2 separate regions of the Homo sapiens genome follow, and region 2 is linked to region 1. A link is an interaction called in ENCODE POLR2A ChIA-PET data of the cell type or tissue named here. Cell type or tissue: endothelial cell of umbilical vein. All regions are shown on one strand. Links, peaks and the distances in the headings refer to the core of each region. The heading gives the core; the rest is flanking DNA. Region 1 overlaps ECSCR (endothelial cell surface expressed chemotaxis and apoptosis regulator). Region 2 has its middle 43 kb from the start of PSD2-AS1.

Region 1 (4,380 bases), core at 184-4,183:
GCCCCAGTCTATATTCTCTTTTAGAGCAGAAACTGTTGGGGTCCTCACTGGGCCCTCCCTGGATGGCATTTGTAGTCTGAATGACACAGTACCTGGGGTACCAGTGCTGGACAGATGGCTTGGCCTGTTAGCCTCTGAGGAAGGGATGTATCCTGCAAGGACAGAGGCAGATAGGGAGTGGGAGGTGGGGTAGGTTTGGTGACACCACACTCCCTGTCCCACCCAAGAACCCCTGGGCTCCAAGCAGGTCTGAATGAATGGGTGTGGGGCAGGAGCAGGGACCTCAGCAACCACACTCACTCACCTGGGTTGGAAGAAACTGGCTCTGTGGTCAGACTTAGACCGCCAAGGCCTCCTGAAACAGAACATCTGAGGCTGAGGGGTGCACCGCCTCCTACTGTTCCATCTCCCTCTCTTGTTCCCTAGATCTGTGTGTCTTTCTCCCTACCCCATCCCCCACCCCTCATTCCCAACCATTCACCTCTTTTTTCTTTCAAGGTACATTAGACTCAGCTAGGCTGAAAAAAAATCCTTAGATGAGCTCAGCCTTGGTGAGTCCTGAGAGCTCCCGCTCCAGCTGCGGCCCCAGCCCCCTGAGGTTAAGGCTAAATTGGCATAGAGCTCCTCTCACCCTTCCTAAGCTCCTAGGCCTACACGCTGGAGTAGACCCATGTGTTTGGTCTTACCCTGAGAGCTAGAGGTCTGGGTCATTGTGGGCTGGGAGTTGTGGCCTGCAAGAGAAAGCAAAACACATAGCTTGGTAAGTCCCCTGCCCAGCACAGAGCCTAGAAAGGAACCCTTAGAATGCCTTCTGGCCCAGCCTGGGCAACATAGCAAGACCCTGTCTCTAAAAAAAAATTTTGTTTTGTTTTGTTTTTTTTTTTTTTTTAAATTCTCCAGGCACAGTAGTGCACACCTGGAGTCCTAGCTACTCAGGAGGCTGAGGTGGCAGGATTGCTTGAGACCAGAAGGTTGAGGCTGGCTGCAGTGAGCTATGATTGCACCACTACACTCCAGCCTGGGCAACAGGTGGAGACCCTATCTCAACAAAAAAAAAAAAAAAAAAAAAAAAAAAAAAAAAGAAAGAAAAAGAAAAAAGAAAAGAAAACACTGGCCAGGTGCGGTGGTTCACACCTGTAATCCCAGCACTTAGGGAGGCTGAGGTGGGTAGATCACTTGAGGTCAGGAGTTCAAGACTAGCCCGGCCAACATGGTGAAACCCTGCCTCTATTAAAAATACAAAAATTAGCAGGCCTGATGGCACACGCCTGTAATCCCAGCTGCTTGGGAGGCTGAGGCATGAGAATCGCTTGAACCCGGGAGGTAGAGGTTGCAGTGAGCTGAGATCATGCCATTGCACTCCAGCCTGGGAGACAAAGTGAGACTCTGTCTCAAAAAAAAAAAAAAAGAAAAGAAAACAGAAAAAAACGTTTTGGCTTTCTAAGCCTACCATGCTGGAAGGCAGACACACTAGGCAGAGGACTAAAGGATGTGGGCTGTGGCTCACGGTGCTGGCTTCCTCTGAGACTGTGACTCAATAGCAACATCACCACCACCTCATGGCTCAGAGTCCCGAAGTCCTTCCCTGTCTCTTCAATCTGACATGGGCATTTTACCAACCTGATGCAGAGTCAGGAGAAGGTTATTTTAAACTAGTGACATTTCTAAGGACAGAAGATCAATGACCTGCCACACCTAGACAAGGAAGGGCCCAGGACTCCAGGTCTCTAGGCTAATGTTTACCTTAAGCTACTGTCACCCTGGTCCTGCCCCCAGGGAAGGGGCTGAGAGACGGGAAGGTGAGTGAGATGGGGATGGGGATTAGGGCTTGTATCTTGCCTAGAGGTAGGGGCCTGTGCAGAAAGTAAGTTCTGAGGTATATATAGGAGGCAGGGAAGCTCTAGCATGAGCAACCCATTCACTCTCACAGGCAGAGGATACATAGGAAATGGTTGTTATTGACCAAACCCAGAGAGGGGTCAGTCACCAAGAGTCCCCAATCAGAAGCCCTCACTGGCTTTTTTGTATGTACACGTGTGTCTGCGGGGCTCTATGCAAATGTATGTGCATGCTCGTGTGCCCTTGTGTGTGTCCCGCTGTGTATGTGGAACCTGAAAGGTCAGGTTGTATTTGCTCATTTTCCACAATGAAATCATTCTTGAAACCTGTGAACAATGTGAAAGGAAAACAACGTGGGGAAGTGGAGCCGCCCAGCTGGGTTCCCGTCCCTCTGCTTGAGCAGGGACTACAGCCCCTGGCCTGGCTCTGCTGCTCCCTTGGTCTCTCAGCATCAGGGGAGCATTCAGCCCAGGCCTGGGTGGACAGAGGCGGCTGGGTGCCAGGGGCCCACCCCAGCCTGTGGCAACCTGCTGCTCTGCTTATTTTCCTTAAGCCACTGCCTTCCTCCATGGGGCTATCATCTGGATAGTGTAGAATTAATTGCTTCCAAGTGTAAAATTACCAAACCCTGGGCCATGTTTTTCTAGATCACCATTTCTGAGAGCCCCATTCCCTTGTTGGCGAGAGGGGGATGGTCAAGAGGGGAGTCAAAATTTATAGGAAGCCCAGGCTAGAGAAAACCCTTTCTAGCTGGGGAGGACCCTTGGAGAATCCTTTTAACCCAAGGCATGTCCTGAAAACATGTATCAGTTACTAATCCAGCATATGTAATGTATTTTTTGTTTTTTTTTTTTCGTTTTGAGACAGAGTTTCGCTCTTGGTCACCCAGGCTGGAGTGCAGTGGCGCGATCTCAGCTCACTGCAACCTCCGCCTCCCGGGCTCAAGCTATTCTCCTGTCTCAGCCTCCTGAGTAGCTGGGATTACAGGCGCCTGCCACCATGCCCGGCTAATTTTTGTATGTTTAGTAGAGATGGGGTTTCACCATGTTGGCCAGGCTGGTCTCAAACTCCTGACCTCAGGTGATCCATTCGCCTCAGCATCCTAAATGCTGGGATCACAGGCGTGAGCCACCGAGCCTGGCCTAATGTACTATCTAAATGCTGTAAGGTTATAACTTAGTTTTTGGTGGGAAGGTACAGGGAAGGCACAGGGAACTGCCTTCCTGCATTTATCTAGAAAGAAAATTATTCAGTGGCTTGGGAGGAGTTCCAAAGTCACAAGCTTCAAGACCCTGCTCTTTCTTTGCCTCTTGCCCCTCCCACTACCCAAACTTTTTGTCACCAACAAAGATTTCTCTGTGGGTAAGGGAGGGACTTAGGGAGCATCTGTGTCTACAGCCGAGGGTGTCTCTGACCACTGGGCCTGCAGATTCCCAAAGAACTCTAGCCACAGGAATTTTTGATTTCCCAGGTCTCCCCTCTCTAATTCTGTCTGCTTTATCCCCTTCTAGTCTATCTCCACACACACCCCTCCCCATTTTTTCCTCAAAAGCATAGTTTAGAAGTTAAAATCGTGGATTTTAATCGAGCCTGGCAAGCCTGAGTTCAAGTCCTGGCTTTGTCGCTGTCTGACCTAGGCCTCAGTTTTCTTTACTTTGAAGTACAAGTGACCAGCCTGGGCAACATGGTAAAACCTTGTCTCTACAAAAAAATGCAAAAATTAGCTGGGTGTGGTGGTGTGTGCCTGTAGCCCCCAGCTACACAGGAGGCTAAGGCAGGAGGATTGCTTGAGCCCAGGAGGTCAAGGCTGCAGTGAGCCATGATCATGCCACTGCAACTCTGGCCTGCGCAATGGAGCAACCCTGTCTCAAAAATAACTAAGTAAAATGCAAGTGGTATCAGTACCTCGCAAGTTGTTGTGAAGGAAGGAAAATGCATATGAAGCACTTAACGCAGTGCCTGACATGCTCAATGAAGGCCAGACACTTTTGTTTTTGCCCTGTTCTCTCAAATCCTCCAAGTCTCAAGTCTGCCCTGCCTCTGGGTATCCGTAGTCAAGTCCCTTTATGGGCCTGAATGTGCTCAGGATTCCTCAGTCCACCAAGATGAAGGAGCCAGGAAATGCTCTGCACACTTCAGGATGAAGGGTTAGGAAACTCGGGGCGGGTGACAGCAGCTTAGGTACAGCCGACACAGGGCATTTGAGAGTGCTGGCACTTGCCTGGGAGAAAACAGTGGGTAGGGAGGCTGGGAAAAGTCTCGGCCTGTGAAAATGCCACCTCATGAGCTTCACCTGCAGTTTCCACAACAGCCTTGTTCCCCAGCCCCAGACCTGTGACTCTGTCATGGAGGGGGTAGGAGGGGATGGGGACAATCAGAGTCTTGTCCTCCAGCCCATGGACTTTTAGAGAAATGCCTGACATCTCCGGAAGCCAGTGTTCTGGTACTCAGGCCCTCTTACCCACCACCGACGAGGGGCCACCACCCCTCCCCATCTGAGCCCTCTTGTGCACTCTTTCTGCTGCTTTGAGCACAGAGGAC
Region 2 (4,380 bases), core at 95-4,094, 240 kb after region 1:
TTTTGCTTAAGCCAGTGTGTGTTGGCTTTTTGTCATTTGCAGCCTGAAGGTCTGACCAGATAGTGCATGCCTTGCCCATTTCACCTTCAAGCCTTTGTCCATGCACTTCTCCTCTGCCTGGAATCGGAGAGCCTTCCTCTTGCCCTCTCCTGACCAGCCATGCCTGTGTTTTGAGGCCCAGCTACTCTCCTCCAGGGCGCTGGCTTCCATGCGGTACCCTCCTCTTTTGGCCCCACCCTCCTGGAGAGTTACCTGGAATTCTGACCCCCAGCTTGGTGCTCAGTGTCTATGCCTACAACTGCTGTGTTAATTTCCCTTTCTGGGGGCTTGTATCACACAGCCCCAAAGTAGGTTGTAAATTCTTGAGTGGCATGAGCTGAGTCCCCTCCTACAGAGAGGGGTGATAAAGTACAGTGGTTAGAAGCTTGGCTTTGGCGTCAGGTAGTCTCAGCTCAAATTCTAGCCCATCGGTGTGACCTTTGGACCAGTCTCTCCTTTTCTGAGTTTCCTGTCGGTCCACCCCCCCCAGTGCCGAGGGCGCCACTGTGAAGCATTCACAAACATACTCTCTGCCCTCAGAGGAGCTAAGGATGGAAGTTGGGGCAGTGGCCCCAACCGGGAGCAGCCAATCAGGAGGCTGAGGTGGTCCTTCCCAGCCTGCCAGCACTCGGCTCTTGGGGGAAGAACCCCCTCCACCCTCACACACTTCCTTCCAAGGCGCTAGGGGACCTTGGTCGGGGGAGGTCTGGTCGTCCCCTCCCCCTTCCGCCCCTTCCTGTCGTCCCTTCGAGCTGGCGCTGCTCTGAGTTAATCTCCTTGCCCGTCAGGGGGTGACAGGAGGTGTCTGTCATTCGAAGCTGAGGCCGTCAGCCTTGCCGGCTAATTGGGGCGCGGGCACCAGGAGCACGGGAAATGGCCGGAGGGAAGGAGAGGGAATGAGAGGGGAAGCCACCCTCACCTCCTACCCACCAGCTTGGGGCTGATCCACATGGCTACTTAGGGGAGGGAGAAAGGAGGAAGGGACTGTGGGATGGGAACTTTGTGACCTTGGGCATTGCTGTTCCTCTCTGGGCTTCATATTATCATTCATAGTGATAACAGCAAGCCTTTAATGAGCAATTACCGTGTAAATCAAGCACACCTGATGAAAACCTCTGATTTTTTTTTTTTTGTTTTTTTGTTTGTTTGTTTGTTTTTTGTTTTTTTTTTGAGACGGAGTTTCGCTCTTGTTGCCCAGGCTGGAGTGCAATGGCTTGATCCCGGCTTCCTGCAACCTCTGCCTTCCGGGTTCGAGCGATTCTCCTGCCTCAGCCTCCTGAGTAGCTGGGATTACAGGCATGCGTCACCACGCCCAGCTACTTTTGTATTTTTAGTAGAGACAGGGTTTCTCCATGTTGGTCAGGCTGGTCTCAAACTCCCCACCTCAGGTGATCCACCCGCCTCAGCCTCCCAAAGTGCTGGGATTACAGGCATGAGCCACCGCACCCAGCACCTCTGATGGTTTTCTACAGCCCTTGGAATTCAAGCCAGACTTCTCCCAAGGTCCTTGAGGACCCCCAGTAGCCATGCCTCTTTCCTCCCTGCTCCTTCTGCTCCAGCCACTCCAGCCTCCCCACAGAGCAAGCTCTTCCTGCCTCAGGATCTTTGCACTTGCTGTTTCTGCTCTGTGGAACACCCTTTGCCTACCTCTTAGCATGGTTGGCTCTGCATTCTTCAGGTCTCAGCTCAAATGACACCTCAGAGACAAAGTCCCTGACCACCTTATCCAAAATCACTCTCTTGGCCGGGTGCGGTGGCTCACACCTTTAATCCCAGCATTTTTGGAGGCCAAGGCAGGTGGATCACTTGAGGTCAGGAGTTTGAGACCAGCCTAGCCAACATGGGAAAACCCTGTCTCTAATAAAATACAAAAATTAGCCAGTCCTTGTGGCGGGTGCCTGTAATCCCAGCTATGCCGGAGGCAGAGGCAGGAGAATTGCTTGAACCTGGGAGGCAGAGGTTGTAGTGAGCCAGGATCCTGACATTACACTCCAGCCTGGACAACAGAGCAAGACTCCATCTCAAAAAAACAAAACAAAACAAAACAAAACAATTAAAATCACTCTTCCACCTCCAGTTACTCTGTTATGTCCCCCTGTTACCTTATCCTATTTATAATTTCACAGCATTTGCCATAATGTGAAACGACTTCATTTTTACATTCATTTTCCCCCTCTAGAATGGAAACCAATGAGAACAGGGACCTTGTCTGTGCAATTTACTGCTGAAGCCCCAGTGCCTGAAAGAATGCCAGGCACAGGCCAGGCACAGTGGCTCACGCTTGTAATCCCAGCACTTTGAGAGGCCAAGGCAGGTAGATCACAAGGTCAGGAGTTCGAGACCAGCCTGGCCAACATTGTGAAACCCTGTCTCTACTAAAACTACAAAAACTAGTTGGGTATGGTGGCAGGCGCCTGTAATCCCAGCTACTTGGGAGGCTGAGGCAGAATTGCTTGAAACTGGGAGGCGGAGGTTGCAGGGAGCTGAGGTCGCACCACTGCATACTCCAGCCTGGGCAACAAGAGCAAAACTCCATCTCAAAAAAAAAAAAAAAAAAAAAAGGCTGGGTGCAGTGGCTCACACCTGTAATCACAGCACTTTGGGAGGCCAAGGCAGGTGGATCACGAGGTCAGGAGATCGAGACCATCCTGGCCAACATGGTGAAACTCCGTCTCTACTAAAAATACAAAAATTAGTTGGGCTTGGTGGCGCGTGCCTGTAATCCCAGCTACTCGGGAGGCTTAGGCAGGAGAATCGCTTGAACCAGGGAATCAGAAGTTGCAGTGAGCCGAGATCGCGCCACTGCACTCCAGCCTGGGCGACAGAGCGAGACTCCGTCTCAAAAAAAGGAAAAAAATAAACTTGGTATTATGTCCATTTTGAGGTGAGGAAACTGAGGTTTGAGGAGATTATGTGACTTTAAGTTATCGTAACTGGACTGAAGCCTGAGACTGTGTGACCCCAGAGCTGTAAGGGCTGTGGGAATGATTGTGAGGGTCTCTGCCAGCATGGCCACTCAGCTGAGCTCAGGCTGGTGAGGAGGACGCACACAAGGAGAAGACCCAGGGCCCAGGAGAGTCCACTCCATGGTAGAAGCTTCCTCTGGGAACTCAACTGAGGGCAGCAGAGGAACTGCTCCAGGGCCTGGGGACAAGACCCAGTGTGCTGTGTGTAGATGGTAGATGGAGCTGATGGTGCGCTGGGGACCTCCATGCAGGCCTGGCATTTTGCCTGCCAGGGCAGAGGTAAGGATGCAAGTGTAGGGGCAAGCAGGGGGAATCTCCATCTCCCTCTCCAGTCTGCATCTACCTTTCATTCCCCCTCCTGCCTGTCAAACTCCTGCCTCCTGGCCCTGGCATTCAGAGCCTCTCACAACCCAGCCTTGCTGCCTTTTCTCTTCTCTTCTACTGCCGTGGTCCTTGACACCCTGGAGAAGTCCCTGCCCACTGTGCTTTCAGTCATGTCTTGTCACTTTTTCCACCCATCCTTTGTGTGTATTTATTTATTTATTTATTTGTGAGACAGGGTCTCACTCTGTCACCCAGGCTGGAGTACAGTGGCATAATCAGGGTTTACTGCAACCTCGACCTTCCAGGCTCAATCCATCCTCGCACCTCGGCCTCCCAAGTAGCTGGGACCACAGATGCATGCCACCACACCCACCTAATTTTTTTTTTTTTTTTTTTGAGACGGAGTCTCGCTCTGTCATTCAGGCTGGAGTGCAGTGGCGCGATCTCAGCTCACTGCAAGCTCTGCCTCCTGGGTTCACACCATTCTCCAGCCTCAGCCTCCCGAGTGGCTGGGGCTATAGGCGCCTGCCACCACACTCGGCTAATTTTTTGTATTTTTAGTAGAGATGAGGTTTCACCGTGTTAGCCAGGATGGTCTCTATCTCCTGACCTCGTGATCCTCCCACCTCAGCCTCCCAAAGTTCTGGGATCACAGGCATGAGCCATCGCGCCCAGCCAATTTTTATATTTTTTGTAGAGATGGGCTTTTGCCTTGTTGTCCAGGCTGGTCTTGAACTCCTGGGCTCCAGTGATCCTCCTGTCTCGACCTCCCAAAGTGCTGGGATTACAGGTGCGAGCCACTGTGCCTGGCCTGTGTGTGTTTTTTAAAAATTATTTGTAGAAACAAGGTCTCAGGCCTTGGGTCTCACTGTGTTGCCCAGGCTGGTCTTGAACTCCTGGCCTCAGGTGATCGTCCCACCTCGCTCTCCCAAAGCACTGGGATTGCAAGTGTGAGCCACCATGCTGGCCCTCTAACCCATCCATTGAAGCCCAACACCTGTGCTGCCTCCTCCAGGAAGGGCTCTCAGGTTAGTGTTTGTGCAGTGGTTGT

The links. ChIA-PET counts read pairs that join two places held together with the same protein. Peaks named below come from ENCODE experiments on the same cell type or tissue, not always from the same donor. Only the 100,000 strongest peaks of a DNase experiment are listed, where the experiment ranks them.
Region 2: POLR2A ChIA-PET joins it to region 1 with 5 read pairs; 3 of 35 experiments call an interaction of 5 or more read pairs at or near these places.

What each region holds. Positions count from the first base shown.
Region 1 is chr5:139,457,453-139,461,832 of GRCh38, forward strand. ECSCR (endothelial cell surface expressed chemotaxis and apoptosis regulator) reads right to left here. Exons shown (of 10, transcript NM_001077693.4): 2 at 687-731; 3 at 305-355; 4 at 93-152. Among named protein-coding and RNA genes, the nearest start is that of ECSCR, 3.1 kb to the right of the region's middle. RefSeq lists enhancers at 39-98, 3,473-4,062, 4,063-4,380. In endothelial cell of umbilical vein, for the core only: no CTCF peak of the experiment used is centred there; DNase peaks (open chromatin) are centred at 1,529, 2,189 and 3,779; H3K4me3 peaks cover 1,662 bases; H3K27ac peaks cover 3,672 bases.
Region 2 is chr5:139,700,699-139,705,078 of GRCh38, forward strand. No RefSeq gene overlaps it. Among named protein-coding and RNA genes, the nearest start is that of PSD2-AS1, 43 kb to the right of the region's middle. RefSeq lists enhancers at 1-511, 339-418, 512-1,336. In endothelial cell of umbilical vein, for the core only: no CTCF peak of the experiment used is centred there; no DNase peak of the experiment used is centred there; H3K27me3 peaks cover 238 bases.